Linked DNA regions of Homo sapiens: region 2 is linked to region 1. A link is a loop called in an ENCODE intact Hi-C map of the cell type or tissue named here. Cell type or tissue: mesothelial cell of epicardium. All regions are shown on one strand. Each heading gives the region's core, and the rest is flanking DNA. Links, peaks and the distances in the headings are about the cores only. Region 1 has its middle 120 kb from the start of LINC00621. Region 2 holds the start of LOC105370109 (a long non-coding RNA gene).

Region 1 (4,399 bases), core at 173-4,172:
TTTTGCTAATTTTCTGTAATTAATTCTTTGAGTTCATTTCATTAATTTCTGCTTGTACTTGTATTACTTCATTTCTTCTACTTTATTCTTCCCTAGTTTCTTAAACTGCACACTTAGCCTCTTCATTGGCAGTTATTTCCTCTTTTATAAGCATTTAAAACTATAAATTTCCCTTGAAATACTCTTCTCCAACATTTGTTTAATAAGATGGGTAAGATGTGTGAAAAGATACTTTAGTACAGATTTTCTAATTTCTATTTTTTTAAAGATTACAAATAGGATTTTGCTGTCTTATTTTCTCATTTCTAACTTAATAGCACTATTGTAAGAGAACATGATTAGATTGACACTACTTCTTAGAAATGCTTAGAAACTTTCTTTTCTTGTGGCTAGTCATGGTGGCTGACATCTGTAATCCCAGCACTTTGGGAGGCCAAGGCGTGCGGATCACTTGAGGCCAGGAGTTCTAGACCAGCCTGGCCAACATGGAGAAACTGTGTGTCTCTATTAAAAACAGAAAAATTAGCTGAGTGTGCTGGTGAGCACCTGTAGTCCCAGCTACTCCGGAGGCTGAGGCATGAGGATCGCTTGAACTCCAGGAGGCGGAGGTTGCAGTGAGCCGACATCACACCACTGCACTCCAGCCTGAGTGACAGAGCGAGACCTTGTCTCAAAACAAAAAAACAAGGAAGTGGCTAAATTTCCTAAGCGTTAATGCACATTTGAAAAAGTGCATATTTTCCAATTATTAGTTGAAAGGTTTTATATACTTTCATTAGGTCAATCAAAGCACATTAGTTTTGCTGTTCAAATTTTTTTGGTCTCTTCATAAATTAATTACTTAAAGAGATAATTAATTCAATAGATGTGTTAACATCTTCCACTACATGTATTTATAGCTCTTTTTAAGTCTCTCAATTTTCACTTTCTGTATTTAAAGCTATGTTATTGGGTTACAAGTTGAGAATTATTATAACTTTTTCTGAATTATACTTTTACAAATTATTAATGACCTTCATACATAATATTACTTTTTAGTGTCTATTTCATATATTTCTTTTTTAAAATATCTGTCATATTTTATTTTATAACATAAAAGTAATTGACTTTTACTATTTAAAAAGTATTTTAGTAAAAAATTATTTTTATCTTAGAAATGCCTTTGAGCAAAATAAAAATTATATTCCAACACTCAGAAATTAGACTTTAATGTATATTATTCCATATCTTTTTCTATTCATACATATAATAAATATATACACATTTATAAAATGTACATATACTACATGTAATTTATACATATGTTATATATGTATTATGTATAATTTTTTAAACAAAATGAGATTATACCATATGTAGCATTTTGCACCTGCCTTTTTTCATTTGAGAACCTTACCAGGAAGAAACTTGAATATAATCAAAAAAAGATAAGACATTTCAGGAGATTAGTAGCCCAGTGAGACAGCATATGATAATGCCGCATCAGTGGTATAGAAAATAAGCTTCATTTCTTTGCCCTATAGACCTGATTGAAAGTTTCAGTTTCAGCAAACTACCTATGGCATAGGTTAAAATGGGAAGGCTTCAGGGTAAAGGAAGGAAGTGTAAACTGAGGAAGGGTCTGCACCTGTAAGGAAGGAAGACATGTAGGAAGACAAGCTATATGAAGGGAGCACAGTGTAGAAAATGATGACCAAAAACAATCTGGGCTGAGGTTGTAAAACCATAAACACATAAATTTTGTTAGATTGGAAGGCTTCTGTAAAGGAAGAGTTATAAAGCGACACATTATATTGGGACCACATTTGAGAGCTCCAAATTAATAACAAAAGAGCTCATACCTGATCCTTCAGGCACATGGTTTGGAAAAAGAAACAAAATAATAAAAGTGTAAGTTTTATTGTTTACATCTTAAAATGTTGGAGATGTTTAGCTAAAAGCATAATAGTTTTAGGTTCCCTGTGTATCCTTCCTCCCCTATCCCACACCCCTCCAGATTTAACAATTTTGCAATTGTAACAAGTGTAATCCTCCTTCTGTTGAATTCCATTAGCATTTCAGGGGATACTTTCTTTATTTCAAATTCATCATCAGTTGGTGATCTTCACACTTAGACTCCATTCTTTGCCCTGTAGATTTGATGCCTGGAAATTAACTGTCTAGAAAGCACAGAGGTGCTAATGGCAGTTTATTATGGGAAAACTCTAAATTCTGTGAAGTGAAAACTGCTTTAAAGGAGTGAATATTCTTTCTCTTATATTCCTTTTTGTGAGTCCAATTGTTGTATATCAGACACTTTAAAGTAAGTAATACCAGAAGGAAAGTTAAAAGCAGTCCACACTTCATTCAAACACAGATTGTGATTTGCACAAGATTTACAGATGAATTAACTTGTCTTAAATGACTCACTATTCCACTCCCACCAGTGCTCAATTATTTTTTGGTATAATAAATACAGCCCACAATAGAGGATTCAGAAGCACAAATCCACCCTGAGCAGTTGCTGACTTAAATAAAATAAAATAAAATAAAATAAAATAAAATAAAATAAAATAAAACAGTGACATCCGCAGAATGAAGAAAAATTATTTTTAGATGATTCCATTGTTGTAGAAGAAAGCACTACAGGATGACAGACAGCTATTTAGAAACCTATTTAATGCCTTTCTAAGATATCCTGAGATGGCAGAGTAAGCTCAAATTATTTTGTGAAGATTCACAAAGGTTTATGGAAGTGGCTGATAGCACCAGCAGTAGGCAAGGTGATAACCACAGAGTTGGGGGTCTCTGTTCCCACTGACACCATGGCAGTTCATACCCTGGAAAAGGGCTCATCAGAGCTCATGTGTACTGGACACTTATCCCATGCCAGGCTCCATAGTATAGAGTTTGTGAACCTATCTTTTTTTAATCCTTACCAGAACCCTATTAAGCCAGACCTTGTGATCACTTTAAGAGGAAGCTGAAGCAGAGAAGAAGTTAAGAGGCCTCAAGATAACCCAGAAAGCAACGGAGCTAGAAGTTGGACCAGTTATTTTAGTTACCAAAGTACATGACCTTAACCTCTCTCCCACTGTAAAGCAAAACTCTGTTACTGTTGCAGTCTTGCCAATGCACCACAATGTTTCAGTCTTGTTGTCTGAGGTGGTACCTGGAGTTCTTGGTCTCACCACCAAGAAAATTAAGGAGCGTGGACACAAGGTTGAGGTTGGAGCAAAAGTTTAATCAGAAAAAGAAAGCTCTTCACAGCAGAGAGGGCTGCCAACTACAAGGCTGAGTCTGGGGTTTTATGGGCTAGAAGGGGAGGAATGTGCTGACTGGTTTGTAGGCCATCTTGGAGAAACCATCACTTAGAGAAAGGTATGATAGTGTAAAGATCCAATTGGAGGTAGAGGTGAAGGCTTGGTTTGGGACCTTGGCCCACGCCATCAGGGCTAAAGTGATGATTCACCCTATGTAAATGAAGACTTAGCCCATGGCTAATTACAGAAAGGTAGGCATATGTAAAATAGGTGAAAAGTCAGAGACCAGTAGGTGAAAAGTAAGAGACTAAGGCAACCCAAGGAGAGAAAAATGTGTCCAAAAAAGGAGTGGAATTTGTTCATACGGGTTCACAGAGAAGTATTTCCCTCCAAGGACATGGGCTGTTTCTTATCTGAGGCCTGCAGTTTGATTTTCAGGGTGTTCTTTGTATAAAAGAGTTTTACCAAGGACCCACCCTAACTGCCTGCATGGCCAGTTTCTTACTTTGTCCTCTCTCACTATTTCCTGATATATTATATGCATTCACTTACTTAGATTATCTCTCTTTTACCTCAAAAACTAAATGTATCATACCAAGATAGCAGTTTTGTTTCAAATAACTTGCTCGTAGTATTAACTAAAAAAAATCATTCTGCAAGAAATCTTTCCAGGCAGTGAGGCTGTCAAAGAACTCTATTTTCACTCAAGCCAAACATGAGTCTAAGTTTTGGTCAGCATCCAAATTGCTGACACTTCAATCTAGAAACATCTGTTCCAGCTGCTAATGAAGCTAATAGTGATACATGAATTAAAAGTGAAATAGATTTTTTAAAAGTGCTGTGACATACTTTCAGTAAGATATTCAATTAATTTCTTATTTAATTGAAAAACTACGATACATTTCCCAATCAAAATACAGCAAATTAATTCAACTTTATTTTCTTGTCAAATGATCTTTGCATTTATTTCACATTTTTCTGTTTTATGCATCTGTTAGTCCTGCGTTACACATATATCTAAAATCAAGGAGCATATCTTAACCTTTTTTCAAAACTCATCCATGACTTCCTAGTTAATCTTTTATTTCCCCTAAACTCAAAAACCACTATGCTTATTTCTTTTTCTTTTAAGTGTTGAGAAGCTGTCACTTGCCTAG
Region 2 (4,399 bases), core at 93-4,092, 150 kb before region 1:
GCCTCAACTGTGGCAAACAAGCTTTCCAAGTTAACCGAGACCACTCTCCTAAGGCCTTGCTTTTTTTTTGAGCAAAAGTTTGCTTTTGTATTCTTCTCAGTTGACTGAATTCTGTTTTCACCTGATGTTTTGACTAAAATAGTATTGCAACAGAAGCTACTCTTGGATTTTTAAAGAAGAATGTAGTTTAGACACTCAAAAATGTCTTTAAAAAAAAAAGTACACTGTAAAAGCATCTCCCTCTAGCACTACCAGACGTTTTTTTCTGTACCTTATGATGTAAATTTTGCTATTTGATTTTCACCTGAGTTGTTTCCTTTAATGTGCAAATTTAAGGCTATTTAGCTGACAACTGCCTAGGGCTGTGAAACCAGTTATCTGGAATCTGAAAGTCTAAGACAGAAAAAATGCAAAATGCAGGGGTCTTTTGTCGTTTTTTTGTTTTTGGTTTTTTTTTTTTGAGACAAAGTTTCACTCTTGTTACCCAGGCTAAAATGCAATAGCACCATCTCGGCTCACCACAACCTCCTGGGTTCAAGTGATTCTCCTGCCTCAGCCTCCTGAGTAGCTGGGATTACCAGCATGTGCCACCATGCCCAGCTTTTTTTTTTTTTTTTTTTTGTATTTTTAGTAGAGACAGGGTTTCTCCATGCTGGTCAGGCTTGTCTCCAACTCCTACCTCAGGTGATCCACCTGCCTCGGCCTCCCAGAGTGCTGGGATTACAGTCATGAGCCACCACACCCGACTGGGTCTTTATAAATCTATAAAATGTACTTCCATCTGTATGCCTAATACGTCTTTTTGTGTATTTATGTGTTGTATACAAAATGTTTCACTACTAAAAAGAGCTCTAGTTAATTGACATAAAAATAAAAGTGCTTAAATCAAATACTAAAAAATGACTAGTCAAATGCTTTTTCAAGTTTATGTAACAAATAAAATCTTTAATAAATAAGCTAGCTTTAAAATTATTGGCAAAGTAATATTAGAAATGTGTTAAGAATTGCCAGCAGACATTTTTGTTTGTATTTGTTAATCAAGCAATTTCATACTTACCCCCACCAAATACTATAAGGTGTCAAAATTTGGCATAAGGGTTATAAAACCCAACCCAAATCAGAATGATCTTTGCTTGTGTAATTTTTAATAAATAGGACATTGACATGGGTATAATGAAAATAGCTGCATCTTGAATTTAGCAAGATTACTATAACTTCTAATCCTGCGGCTGTAGGCAGTCTAATTCACAGACAATGGGAAGGTTTGTTGGGAAAGGGCTGTTATCATCTTTGTTTCATAGCTAAATTGTAAACTAAGTTCCTCCCAAAGTTAGTTCGGTCTATGCCCAGGAATGAACAAGGACAGCTTGGAGGTTAAGAGCAAGATGGAGTCAATTAGGTCAAATCTTTTTTTTTTTTTTGAGATGGAGTTTTGCTCTTGTTGCCCAGGCAGGAGGGCAATGGCACCATCTCGGCTCACCGCAACCTCCACCTCCAGGTTCAAGCAATTCTCCTGCCTCAGCCTGCCTGAGGGAAGAAAGAGACCCTCTCATATTGCTTTATACTCAGTAGCTATTTAAATAAAAAAATAAGGAAGTGAAATCAAAGACAGGCAGCCCAGCCCCAGGTCTGAAACCAGGCCTGGGCCTGCCTGGCCTAAACCCATTAGTTAAAAATCAACTCATAACTTAGAAACCGATGTTATTCATAGATTCCCGACATTGTATAAAAGAACATTGTGAAACGCCCTACCCTGTTCTGTTTCTTTCTGACCACCGGTGCATGCAGCCCCTGTCATGTACCCCCTGCTTGCTCAAATCAATCACGACCCTTTCATGTGAAATCTTCAGTGTTGTGAGCCCTTAAAAGGGACAGAAATTGTGCACTCAGGGAGCTCAGATTTTGAGGCAGTAGCTTGCTGATGCTCCCAGCTGAATAAAGCCCTTCCTTCTACGACTCGTTGTCTGAGAGGTTTTGTCTGTGGCTCGTCCTGCTACATTTCTTGGTTCCCTGACAGGGAAACGAGGTGACTGATGGATGGCCGAGGCAGCCCCTTAGGCAGCTTAGGCCTGCCCCGCGGAGCATCCCTGCAGGGGACTCCGGCCAGCCTGAGTGACGCGATCCAAAGAGCGCTCCCGGTTAGGAAATTGCCCCCATTGGAACGCCTTGCCAGAGCAGCACGTAGCAGGCCCCCGTGGAGGATCCACACAGTGGCTGAACACTGGGAAGGAACTGGCGCTTGGAGTCTGGACATCTAAAAGTTGGTAAGACTAGTCTTTGGAACTTGCCCCACTCCATCTGAGTGGAAGCGTGGCTTGATCACCCACGGTGTGCCTGCATTGGCACTTTTGTTCTGGATTTGACTTGATTTGAATTGCTGGATACTTTGGTTTGGTTTTGGTTTTGACTTGGCTTGAATTTTTTGGTACTCGGATTTTGAATTTCGTGATTTTGGTTTGGCTTAAACGGTAAAAGTGTGTGTTTGCCCTCTTTGCCCGTTCTTTGTCTTGTGGTGAGTGTGTGTGGTGTGAGCGTGGTATTCTGTCTTGGAGAAAAAAAAAATTTTTTCAAGAAAGAACTTAAGGGAGATTACAGTGCTACTGTGACACCAGGAAAACTTAGAACTTTGCGTGAAACAGACTGGCCAGCATTAAAGGTGGGTTGGCCATCTGAAGGAAGCCTGGACAGGTCCCTTGTTTCAAAGGTATGGCACAAGGTAACCTGTAAGCCAAGGCACCCAGACCAGTTTCCATACATAGACAGTTACAGCTGGTTTTAGACCCCCTTCCCCCCTACAGAAGTTAAGAGAACAGCAGCATGAGCAGCTGGCAGAGGCAAGGAAAGACCAGCAGAGAGAAAAAAAAGACCATCTATACCAATTCTAGGTTAATTTAGACTAAACAAGGTCTTATTAATAGCAAAGGATAATTGAAATCCCAAACTTACAAGGTTTTCAACAAAAGTGAAGTTTGCTAAAAGTTAAAAGTGTAGCATGTATTATGGTAACTTCTAATCTTGTGGCCTTAGACAGTCTAGTCCAAAGACATAAAGAAAATTCGCTTTAAAAAAGGGGAAAAAAGGGGGGAGGCAGAATTTATATAAAAAGAATGTTATATGGTAAATTCTTGTCCTGAAATAAATTAACTGATTGTTTAAAGAAAAAAAGTTTGTAATAAGTCAGAAAGTTAAGACATGTTAAAAAATTGTCTGTGAAAGTTGTGAAAGAAAAAATGTTATCAAAAATTTTATGCAAAAAATGTTGTATAACTTAAAAGTAATAAGGCCTCCTGAGTACTACTGAAGAAACAGTTTATGTGCAAGGTGTATAAAAAAATATACCTTTGATAAAAAGATTATAAGGAGGCATAAGAATGTGAATTTTTACCTACATTAAAAGGTTAAAAAAATATTGTTTTAAAAGTTTAAGCAAGTTTTAAAACGTTAATTGTAAAGAAAATTCTGTGTGTAAACATATTAACTAAAGTTAAAAAGGTATCATCCAGTTTTTCTGTAGACTAGACATTAAAGTAAAAATGCAACAGATTTTTCTTAAAGCATCAACCTGCTCTTTAACAAAAATTATAAAAGGTTAAAGAGTCTATAAAATCTTACCTTATAGTCAAACATGAAAAATTGGATAAATATGTCTACAAGGTTTTATTAAAATTAAGTTTAACATTAATAACACACTAATATAAAGATAAAATTTAGCTTCTCTGGTATAAAAATCATACAAGAAGCATTATTAAATATAAAATGGTGTTTAGCTTTCTTTGGTCTAAAAACTAACAAAAATAGGTGCTAAAGGAAGCATTCATTTTACTAAAGGATCATAGAAGTTAAAGACTTAAAACAAACTTTGGCAATTAAGACAGGATACCAAGATGCAAATGCCTGGATGAAATGGATCAAATATTCCATCTGCACGTTAAACAAAAGCAATTGTTATGCTTGTGCACATGGCAGGGCAGAGGCTCAGAATGTCCCCTTTCCACTAGGTGGTCCTCCAGTCGACCAGGTGTGGGCTGCATGGTAGCTCTTTTCCAGGATTCTACAGCCTGGAATAATAAGTCATGCCAAGCTCTCTCTGCTATATTCCGAAGTCCCTGGGGGCAGCCACCGAGGGCCATCCAGCTTCCATCTCCCAACACTAACTTCACTTCGTGTCTCTCACGGCAGGGAGGAGACTTAGCATTCCTTGGAGACCTGAAGGGATGCAGTGAGCTTAAGAATTTTCAAGAGTTTATCAATCAGTCAGCCCTTGCTCATCCCCGAGCGGATGTGTGGTGGTATTGCGGTGGACCTTTACTGGACTTACTGGACACTCTGCCGAATAACCAGAAGTGGCACTTGTGCTTTAGTCCATTTGGCTATCCCTTTCACCCTGGCATTTCATCAA

What was found. A loop is a pair of places that touch in the nucleus more often than their neighbours do. Peaks named below come from ENCODE experiments on the same cell type or tissue, not always from the same donor. Only the 100,000 strongest peaks of a DNase experiment are listed, where the experiment ranks them.
Region 2: it touches region 1 in a loop (18-fold over the local background); 1 of 110 quality-filtered maps calls a loop at or near these places.

The regions. Positions count from the first base shown.
Region 1 is chr13:23,035,782-23,040,180 of GRCh38, forward strand. No RefSeq gene overlaps it. Among named protein-coding and RNA genes, the nearest start is that of LINC00621, 120 kb to the left of the region's middle. In mesothelial cell of epicardium, for the core only: no CTCF peak of the experiment used is centred there; no DNase peak of the experiment used is centred there.
Region 2 is chr13:22,882,032-22,886,430 of GRCh38, forward strand. All of the region lies in intron 2 of LINC00621 (long intergenic non-protein coding RNA 621), which reads right to left. LOC105370109 (a long non-coding RNA gene) reads left to right here and starts at 2,156. Exons shown (of 3, transcript NR_187640.1): 1 at 2,156-2,264. RefSeq lists an enhancer at 1,662-1,711. In mesothelial cell of epicardium, for the core only: no CTCF peak of the experiment used is centred there; a DNase peak (open chromatin) is centred at 2,115.